2 separate regions of the Homo sapiens genome follow, and region 1 is linked to region 2. A link is a contact called in ENCODE Hi-C or POLR2A ChIA-PET data. All regions are on one chromosome and are shown on one strand. The core of a region is the stretch at or near the end of the contact, and the rest is flanking DNA. Distances in the headings are between cores, read along the strand shown.

Evidence for each region. Hi-C counts contacts between places; a loop is a spot of excess contacts on that map. ChIA-PET counts read pairs that join two places held with the same protein, here RNA polymerase II (POLR2A). Pooled maps may share reads with other maps.
Region 1: a map of OCI-LY7 shows a loop between it and region 2 (15-fold over the local background). The contact joins the promoter of CDCA7 here to the promoter of GORASP2 in region 2. A Hi-C loop is called at or near these places in 1 of 168 maps with a recorded cell type or tissue (OCI-LY7), 1 of 37 single-sample maps with no recorded cell type and 5 of 50 pooled maps. POLR2A ChIA-PET finds 5 or more read pairs at or near these places in 1 of 52 experiments (OCI-LY7).

Annotation. Positions count from the first base shown.
Region 1 is chr2:173,353,073-173,357,601 of GRCh38, forward strand. It overlaps CDCA7 (cell division cycle associated 7), which reads left to right and starts at 1,800. Exons shown (of 10, transcript NM_031942.5): 1 at 1,800-1,912. The coding sequence starts at 1,892. RefSeq lists enhancers at 844-1,799, 1,102-1,191 and a silencer at 1,742-2,011.
Region 2 is chr2:170,926,066-170,930,521 of GRCh38, forward strand. It overlaps GORASP2 (golgi reassembly stacking protein 2), which reads left to right and starts at 3,188. Exons shown (of 10, transcript NM_015530.5): 1 at 3,188-3,338. The coding sequence starts at 3,276. RefSeq lists a silencer at 2,967-3,666.

The DNA.
Region 1 (4,529 bases), core at 550-3,049, 2.4 Mb after region 2:
AGCGCCATGACAGTTTACAAATGCCATGGCAACATCAGGAAGCTACCCTATATGGCCTAAAAAGGGGAGCCATGAATAATCCACCCCTTGTTTAGCATACAATCAAGAAATAACCATAAAAATGGGCAACCAGCAGCCCTCGGGCTGCTCTATCTACGGTGTAGCCATTCTTTTATTCCTTTACTTTCTTAATAAACTTGCTTTTTCACTTTACGGACTTGCCCTGAATTCTTTCTTGTGCAAGATCCAAGAACCCTCTCTTGGGGTCTAGATCGGGACCCCTTTCCAGTGACACTTGTTTTAATTTGCATTTTCCTGATTACTAAAAAGACGAATAGACCAGAGATCTTATCCTTAAAAAACACATACACCAAATTATTTTCTTGTGCTCCCAGGAAGACTAAAAATTTCCCTATCAGAACCTTTCACAGGCAAAGTGACTTAATCTTCCCCTGCTTCATGGATCTAGTAATTCCAAATTTTCATATATTTAGCTTTAGTGGCACAAAATTATATTCCCAAATGTTTATTCATTCAACAAATACTTACTGAGGGCCCTGTAATTCCGTAATTTCACCACCCACCGATAGCCTCTCCTCCTGGCACTCACCTTCTAGACCTTGAGCTCTTTGTCCCTTGCACAGTGGCAGAGTGATTACTGGGTAGGTATATTTAAGAAAGGCTGGAAGACTCCTTCCAATCCATTGTCCTCGGGCATTATTTACTTGCTCACAGTTTTTGTATTCAGTACACCAAGAGAGGAACACAGTATGTCCATGCACTCTCTTACTGCAAAGGAATTAATTATTCCCCAGAGAAAAGTTTTGAAATGAGGGGGAAATGCGAATGTTTTCATTTCAAGCGCTTGTTTTAAATGTTAAGAGTATAATTAGTGTCTTCTAAAGAAACTAAATTTACTTTTTCTTGTAGAAGCAAGTTTTGCTCTTCACGCACACAAAAAGCCTCGCTTTATTTCATTTTTTCGTTGTAATGCCAAGTTTGGTTAAAAGGGCAATGAAAAGTTTTCTCGTTCGCACTGACTCAGGGTAGTTCTCAATTCTGAAGACAGAGAAGATCATCAAGCCACAATTGTTCAATCTTTAGTTTCAATCCCCAACAGATAATCGTTAAAGGTTAACTATACTATAGACGTCTTCATCAAGCTGCTGCGGCTTTTCTTCTACTTTGAAAACCACAAGTAAACAAGTCGGCTTCCTGTGCTTTTTGGAAAGAAAGATCAGGATTTAACTCATTTTATTGCTTCAGATAATGGTGTGGTTCCCAGATAAGAGGTGCTACATCCAGGGGCGGTGAACTCGATTATGAAGGGTGGAGTTCGTGCTGGATTCTATGATTTTTTAAATCTTGTAAACCGCACGCAGCAATGAAAGTGCTAAACGCCATGGTGCGTGACCCGCGCCACCCTCACGCTGCTCTCCTTTACCCCCCAGACTCCACTTTTCCTCCGCCACCACGAAAATTCTTGCAAATCAGACAGCTAACCCCGGGGCAATACGAACCATTTTCGCGCCACTCGCTCAGGACCGCGCAGCTGCACAAGGAGAGTGGTCCCCGTAGCCCCTAAAGCCCCCCTTTCTCAAAGGGGATTTTAGGAGTGCCCAAGGCTATCCTTTGAGGTCAGAATATATAGGGGGGTCGTGTTTTTTCCAGGGGGCCACCTAGTCTTGCGCCATGTCTGGCCGTTACCACAGCTTGCAGGACCTGTGTCCCAACGCGGGAAAGACAGCCCGAGCCCCGCCCCTCCGGGCCCGGGTCGGCGCGCCCAGCCTGCCAGCCGCGCTGCTGCTGCTCCTCCTGCTGTGGGACCGCTGACCGCGCGGCTGCTCCGCTCTCCCCGCTCCAAGCGCCGATCTGGGCACCCGCCACCAGCATGGACGCTCGCCGCGTGCCGGTGAGGGCTGGGCGGGCGAACCCGAGGGGCGGGCGCGGTGGGTGCTGGACGCAGGCGGGCGCGGGCCGACCCTCTCCAACTCCGCAGCCTAGCGCTGCCTTAACTGGTGGCCTGCCTAGGCGTTGCCCGCTTGGGCAAGCCCCTGATTTTGTGCACCTGGGATAACTGAGGGCCATGGGGACGTTCCTGCGTGGCGTGCGCACCCGAAGTGCGGGCGGCGTGGAGACTTGAGTCGTTTGCAGGATGGCTAGCAGCGCTGGAAAGCCCTAGGCACGTGCGTCCGCCAAAGGCCGGACAGCGGCCGGGAGCGCTGGCCGGTCCCGATTTTGCCTGCCAGGCAGAGCCAGCCTGCCTGCCCCCTGGGAGGTTGTCCCGCAGCGGCCCAGCCCTTTCCCGCACACAACTCGGAGCCAGTGCGTGGCTCGCCGCGTCTATACCCGCGCTCAGTGGGTGGCCCTTGGGCGCGCACCCCGCCCGGCAAGAGACGCGTCCGCTTCTAACCGCTGAGGGCCAGCGCGTCTGAGGTTTAAGGTCTTGCGAACCGGTCTCCTAGAACTTGGGCTGCGCACGCAGTGTGAAGCGACCGTAGTCCCGGGCGGTGGTTAAGTGCATTTAAAGGGCTTGGTGGGTCAAAGCGTTCGCCGACCATTTGCTCGTTTCCTACTTCCTCCACCCCAACCCCCAACCCCCCACCCCCCACCCCCCAGCCTTACTCTTAGCTGCAGGACGTTGCTCTGAGTGGAACGTTACTTTTTGCTCTAACGGAAGCCAGAACGTAGGGTCGGGCTCCTGGAGAGGGTAGAAGAGTGGGGGTTGGGTGAAACGGAAGACAATGACATGTTTAAAATAAATATCAGGGGTTAGGGACCCTCGCGGGGGTGGGTGCGATGGGGCGTGGTTTCAGAGCTGAGTCGCCGCCCCGGTGGAGCTGGGCATTGGCTTTCCGGATGAAGAAAACCATGTGTAGCTGGTCTTGGAACCTGACATGCCTGAGTTCAAATCTGAGCCACCATGGGACTTGAGTAATCCATTTCGCTTTCCTGAGCCTCAGTTTCCTCATTGGCTAAGTGAGAATAACGATAGCACCTTTGTTGCAAAGAATTAAACCTGACGTGAAAGTGTACTTAACATAGTGCCTGGCACGAAAAACGCCTACTATAAATGGTATTAGTTATTACTTACCTGCCAAAGAAGTTCATCTCCGTCTTGACTATTTGCCTTGCTGCTTTTTTGTGGCTTTTCCTCCAAAGATACGTTTGCCTGGTAAATAACTCTTGGCTTGTGCTGACTTGTTAAAGCTCAGCCTGTATTTCTCGGACAGCTTCCAATAGAATGCCGCCTTTGAGGCTGTCTGGGGCCTCTGACTGCTTGCAGGTAGATTGATGAGTAAAGGGTGGTAATTCCTGCAGTAATGCGATGAACACTGCTGCTTAAGAAGATGGCAGACTTGAGTTCTCCTTCCTGCCCCTGTGATCTTGCAGTCTATTACACCTTCCTGGGGCCTTGAATATCCTCATCTGGAAAATGGGATCTGAGATCCTTTTCAGCTCCCAACATTCATTGTGTCCCAGGCTGGAGTGCAGTGGCACAGTCACGGCTCACTGCAGCCTACCGGGCTCAAGCAGTCTTCCCACCTCAGCCTCCCAAGTAACTGGGATTACATGTACGCACCGCCACATCCGGCTGATTTTTGTGTTTTTAGTAGAGACGGGGTTTCACCATATTCCCCACGCTGGTCTCGAACTCGTGGGCTCAAGTGATCCTCCCACCTTGGCTTCCCAAAGCGCTGAGATTACAGGTGTGAGCCACCCCCCTACACATACACCTAACCTTTATATTTAGTAGCTCTACCTTTTACACGTTGTCCTGCCTTGTTAAGAGGGCAAAAGACAAAAACTTCCTAAGATGATTGAACGGAGTTTACTTAGGGGTATAGGGATGTTGGGAGTGCCATCATCATGAAAATAACTTTATCTGCAAGAGACTGAAATGCGTAATGTTAGGCCAAGAAGGAGGGCAAGAATGTTCTGGTCACCTGACATCTTACATCTTAGCATATTTTGTAGAATCTATACCAGAGCTTGCCCTTTCAAAGTTTTCAGTGTAAGGAATCACTTCTGCTATTCCATGGCCCCATTTAAGGAATAAAAACACAGGACCTAATGCAACACTTAGGAAATCTCGTTAAATATTAAGAAATGACAAACCACTATCCTTTTTTTATACAAGATAGATGCCAATTACATTTTCTGAGAGCAGTGCCAGGCTGTTCAGTATTTATGAATGAATGAAGCATTTCTATGTAAGTAATTTGCACTTTATAAAAGGACTTTTAAAAACTTAAGTCTTGTATAGCAAAGGGACAGCAACAAGAACTGAATGACAGCCTCAAGTAATAGAGTGCTAAAATGGAATCCGGTATCCCACCTGCATTTGGAGTGCTATTTGATCTTTAACTTGGCTCCTTGTACCATTTGTTGAAGCGTTTGATGTATTTGCTTTGTAAGGACTTCTGTGGAAATCACGATAGCCCTCTTGATTGGAAAGGGGCCTGCTTGGAAGCCTGCCATCTTGAAGTAGAGGTCCTGCCCAGTTTTTGTAGTTTGTGAAATTAGCA
Region 2 (4,456 bases), core at 1,938-4,437:
TGTTTCAAAATACCAACCTGCCTGCAGCAGATTCTTACTCCAATTGAAGCTGACTTGACAATAATCTACCACGTGTTCCCTCCATCATGTTGTATTATTTATATTAGCTTTGGCAATATCCTTGAGATTTTACTATTTGCCTTCTGTTGGAGCGTATTCTCCAACTAAAAGAGGAAACAACTGGCACCAGGAAAAATGGAGCAATCATTCTCACATTTTTTCAGTCCCAAACCAGGTGGGCCCTGTACCTCACCCTCACACCCTCCACCAACTGCTGCTAAAGAAATAACATGGGTTTTTACCATCACCCTGGGAATTAGGAAAAAAAAGAAAAAAAACCCACAGATTTTGATGAGACACAAATAGTAGCCACAGAGGTCACTTACTAACTGATTCTGAAAAAAAGGCTTTGAAGCTATTCATTACACACATTCAATTCAAATCAATAAACACTACTACCATGTTCCCAATACTCAACCAGGAACTGGGGATCTCAAGATGAAAAAACATGATCGGCTGGGTGTGGTGGCTCACACCTATAATCCCAGCACTTTGGGAGACTGAGGTGGGAGAATCATGTGAGCCCAGGAGTTCGAAACAAGCCTGGCAGCATAATGAGACGTCGTCTCTGCAAAAAATCAAAAAAATTAGCTGGGTGTGGTAGTGCGTGCCTGTAGTCTTAGCTACTCGGGAGGCTGAGGTAGGGATGATTTTGAGCCCAGGAGGTGGAGGCTGCAGTGAGCTGTGATCACACCCCTGCACTGCAGCCTGGGAGACAGAGTGAGACCCATTTCACAAGAAAGAAAGGAAAAAAAAGAAGGAAGGAAGGGAGGGAGCGAGGGAATGAGGGAAAGAGAAAGAGAGAAAGAAAAGAAAGAAAGAAAGAAAGAAAGAGAGAGAGAGAGAGAGAAAGAAAGAGAGAAAGAAAGAAAGAAGAAAAGAGAGAGAAAGGAAGGAAGGAAGGAAGGAAGGAAAAAAAAAATATGATCCTTGCTCTGAATGAATGGACCACGAATGGTGGAAGACAGGCCTGTGATGATGACGATGATGTCATAGAAATGAAGGAACTGTTTCATGGCAAGGAGAGAGTCACACTGACCTTAAGGATAAATAAGTAACATTTGAGATGGGACTTAAAGGATTAGGATTTTTTCAAAGTTAGGATTTTTTAAGTGGAAAATGTAAGGAAGGGCATTCCAGAAGTAGAGAATAGCATGAATAAAATCAAGAAGGTAAGAAAGTAAATGGCTTGTGTGGAGAATAACAAGCAGCCACTCATGAGGCTGAAACATACACTACAGCTCTAAGGAAGGGCTGGACTTGCCCATGGACCACCAACGATCCACAGCCTGGGTTCTATAGGCCGCGGCTGCCATCAGACATATGGGAGACAACTGGTCCAAAAATTTTGACCACTGAACATGGCAGCAGCTTCCATCATAAAGAGGGTTATAATTGCCAAGCAGAATGAGAACATTATAATTAGATCTAGTTCTTCCATTTATTCTCTTGCATTAAATGTATTAATTTGTTGAATTAGCTGCTAGGCATTCTGGTAAATATCAAGAACATAGAGCCAACTCCACTGCAGACCCTGTCCTTGAGGAGCCTAATAACTGGAGATTTCATTTATGGATTTATGGATTTATTAGGCCTCCTAAAAATCTGCTATTCACTTACCGATAGCAAAGAAAATTATTTTTAAATTTTAAATAATATTTTCTTATTACAAAAGCACTTCATGAGCATCATAGAATATGGAACCAGCCAAAACAAAAAATAAAATATCTCTGTCACCACCCAGAGATCACCACTGTAACCCTTGGTTCATATTCTCCTCCCACATCTTCATATGCATACATACATATTAATCTGTATTTTGAGGACATGTTTTTCATTTTGTCTACAGACACATCCCGTCTTGTAACCAGCTTTTAAAAAAGACAATAATTTCCACGTTTCCATGTGAATAACTACTCTTCTAATACTCAGTACATATTCAAATTTCTCCAAATGAACCAAAAATGTCCTTTACGCTTATTTCTCCAAGTTGGCCCCCAACTCAAGCCCTTGCAATGTGTCTCTTGGTTATATTCTTCGGGTTCCTTTTAATCTGGCATAGGCCCTTTCATAGGACTCTGACTCGACAAAGAGAACTGGCCAGCTGTCCTGAAGGAAGGCCCACTTCCTGTATTTGCCTGGTTCCCTGTGGTGTCATTTTACTTGCTCCTCAATTCCCCTTACTTCCTGTAAACATCAAACTCAAGATGCCATAGAGGCAAGTTAACCACCTTGGGCTAGAATACTTCATGGGCGATAGCACGTACTTTACATTGCATCACATAGGAATCCACATAATACCTGGTTGACGCAACATCAGTCCAACTGACCACAAAGCAACTAGGGGTTTCAGAGGGAGTACACGTAAGGGGCAAAAGCAGCAACGGAATACGACAACGGAATAAGCATGAATACGACCTGGCTACCTGAAGGAGGTAGGACGGGGAACCGAGCAGCAGCAGGTGGTGGAATGCCAGGGAAATCCAACCGTGCTTCCCACGCTGGCATCGCTCTGATTATGACCAATCCTCTAATCTTATTCTCACAATTAGGGAGGAAGAAAAAAAAACAAACCCAAACCAAAAAAGAAGTTGGTAGGTGACTCTGTGAGACTACTGTTTTATAAAGGGAGCGTTTCCTTTTATAAAATTTAGCTGAGCAGATGCTAGGCAGCCCACAGGAGGCCACTATTCCCCTCAGCTGTACAGTTTGGGAAAATACCTACACACCCGGAGAACAGAGAGCTTGGTGTGTGTTGAGTTCGCTCCTGTTCATCAGCAGCCCTTTCCCCGCCTCTGGCCACCAGGGGGACCTGCAACCAAGTATGTGTTCTTTCAGGCGAGCGGGAACGCGTCTGCATAAATCTAGTCCAATCCAGGGCCCCGTAGCAAGGCGCCAAAGCTGGGGGAAGCGCATTTCTGTTCTCTCGCGAGCACGACGCGGTGCCTCCCAGTCCTCCTCCGGCCCTCCCTCTCCGCCCTCCCGGCCCGCGAGCGCTCGGGCCCCTTCCAGTGGCTCGCGGCAGGTGGCGCTGTCTGCGGCGTCGCAGCGGCCCGGGCTGCAGCAGAGACGATCTCCCGGCGGGCTGTGCGGCCCGGCTCTCCGGCGGCAGCGAGTGCCACGTCCCAAGTGCTACGCGGAGGATTAGAGCAGGCGGTGCGCTGGGGGCGGGAGCAGCGCGGAGCCCGGCTCGGCCACACCGATCGCCCGCCGCCATGGGCTCCTCGCAAAGCGTCGAGATCCCGGGCGGGGGCACCGAGGGCTACCACGTTCTGCGGGTAAGGGCTCCGACGGCGGCCGGGGAGCTGCGGGCTGGAGGCGGGGCCGGCCGCGGGGAGGCGGAGGCCCCCATGGGCTCCTTCACGGGGCAGCCAGGCCCGATCCCGCGAAGGAGCGGCGGTCGCGGGCGCTGCCTTGGTCGAGGCTGGTTCCGGAGGCCGCTCGCATCCCACCTCCGCGGAGCGCCCTGGGCACGGGGTCCGCGGCTGTAGGAGGACGGGCTGGAGCTGGAGGCGGCTGCCGGCGACTCGGCCAGGGGGCGGCCCTGGGAAGGGGGGACAACCTTGCTCTTTTTCCGCACGGCCTTCTCTCTCCTCCACCCCCCCTCATTTTTAGCTTCCAAAGTTAGGAAGGGCGCGGAGGCAACGTCTCCAAAGTGGTGACTGTGAAGGCAGCCTTTGCGCTTTCCTAGGAGAGGGATCCGGACCCGCAGTCCGGAGGCGGGGCCTGCGGCGGCAGGTGTTAAATCACCTCGGCGCCGGCCGAGTGGCCTGAAAGACCAGCAGGGCAGGAGACGGAAAACCAAATGGCCTGGAAGTAGGTTCGACGGACTTAAACAGACTTGATTTTGACCAGACTTTTCCTTTCCCGTGCCACTCCTGACCCTCCCAAACCTTCTCAAGATTTCCTGGAGTGGGAACTTCCGTTCTGTTCCGATTGCTGAGGGTGTGGTTTAGATTATAAGGTTTAGATCCACAGTGGTAAAGAGGTAGTGCAGAGAAATTTTTTTTAAAAATCGGAGTATATAAAGGAAAACAACCCTAGCTTAACTTCCAGGACGCAGAGAAACATAGTATCTCAAAAGGCGTCAGCTAAGCCCCTACCTATGAACGGCCTGGGCCTGGGTGGTACAAAGCATGTGGTCTTTTCCTCATGGAACCGGGCGACTTTAGAAGTAGCATTGATGGTTGTTTGCTGTGACACCTGTGTGAGTGTTAACATGAACAGTCAACAGAGTGGCCGCAGCGTGTAGCGCCATTTAGGGGTGTAATAGAGTGTCACTCAATATTAGCTCCTCACAGGCAAGAACGTTTTCACTGAAAGTAAGAGAGTGCACTTCCTGGTGCTACCTTCATTTCCTGCCCTGGGTCCCATGTTTTAGGTGAGACACATTCTT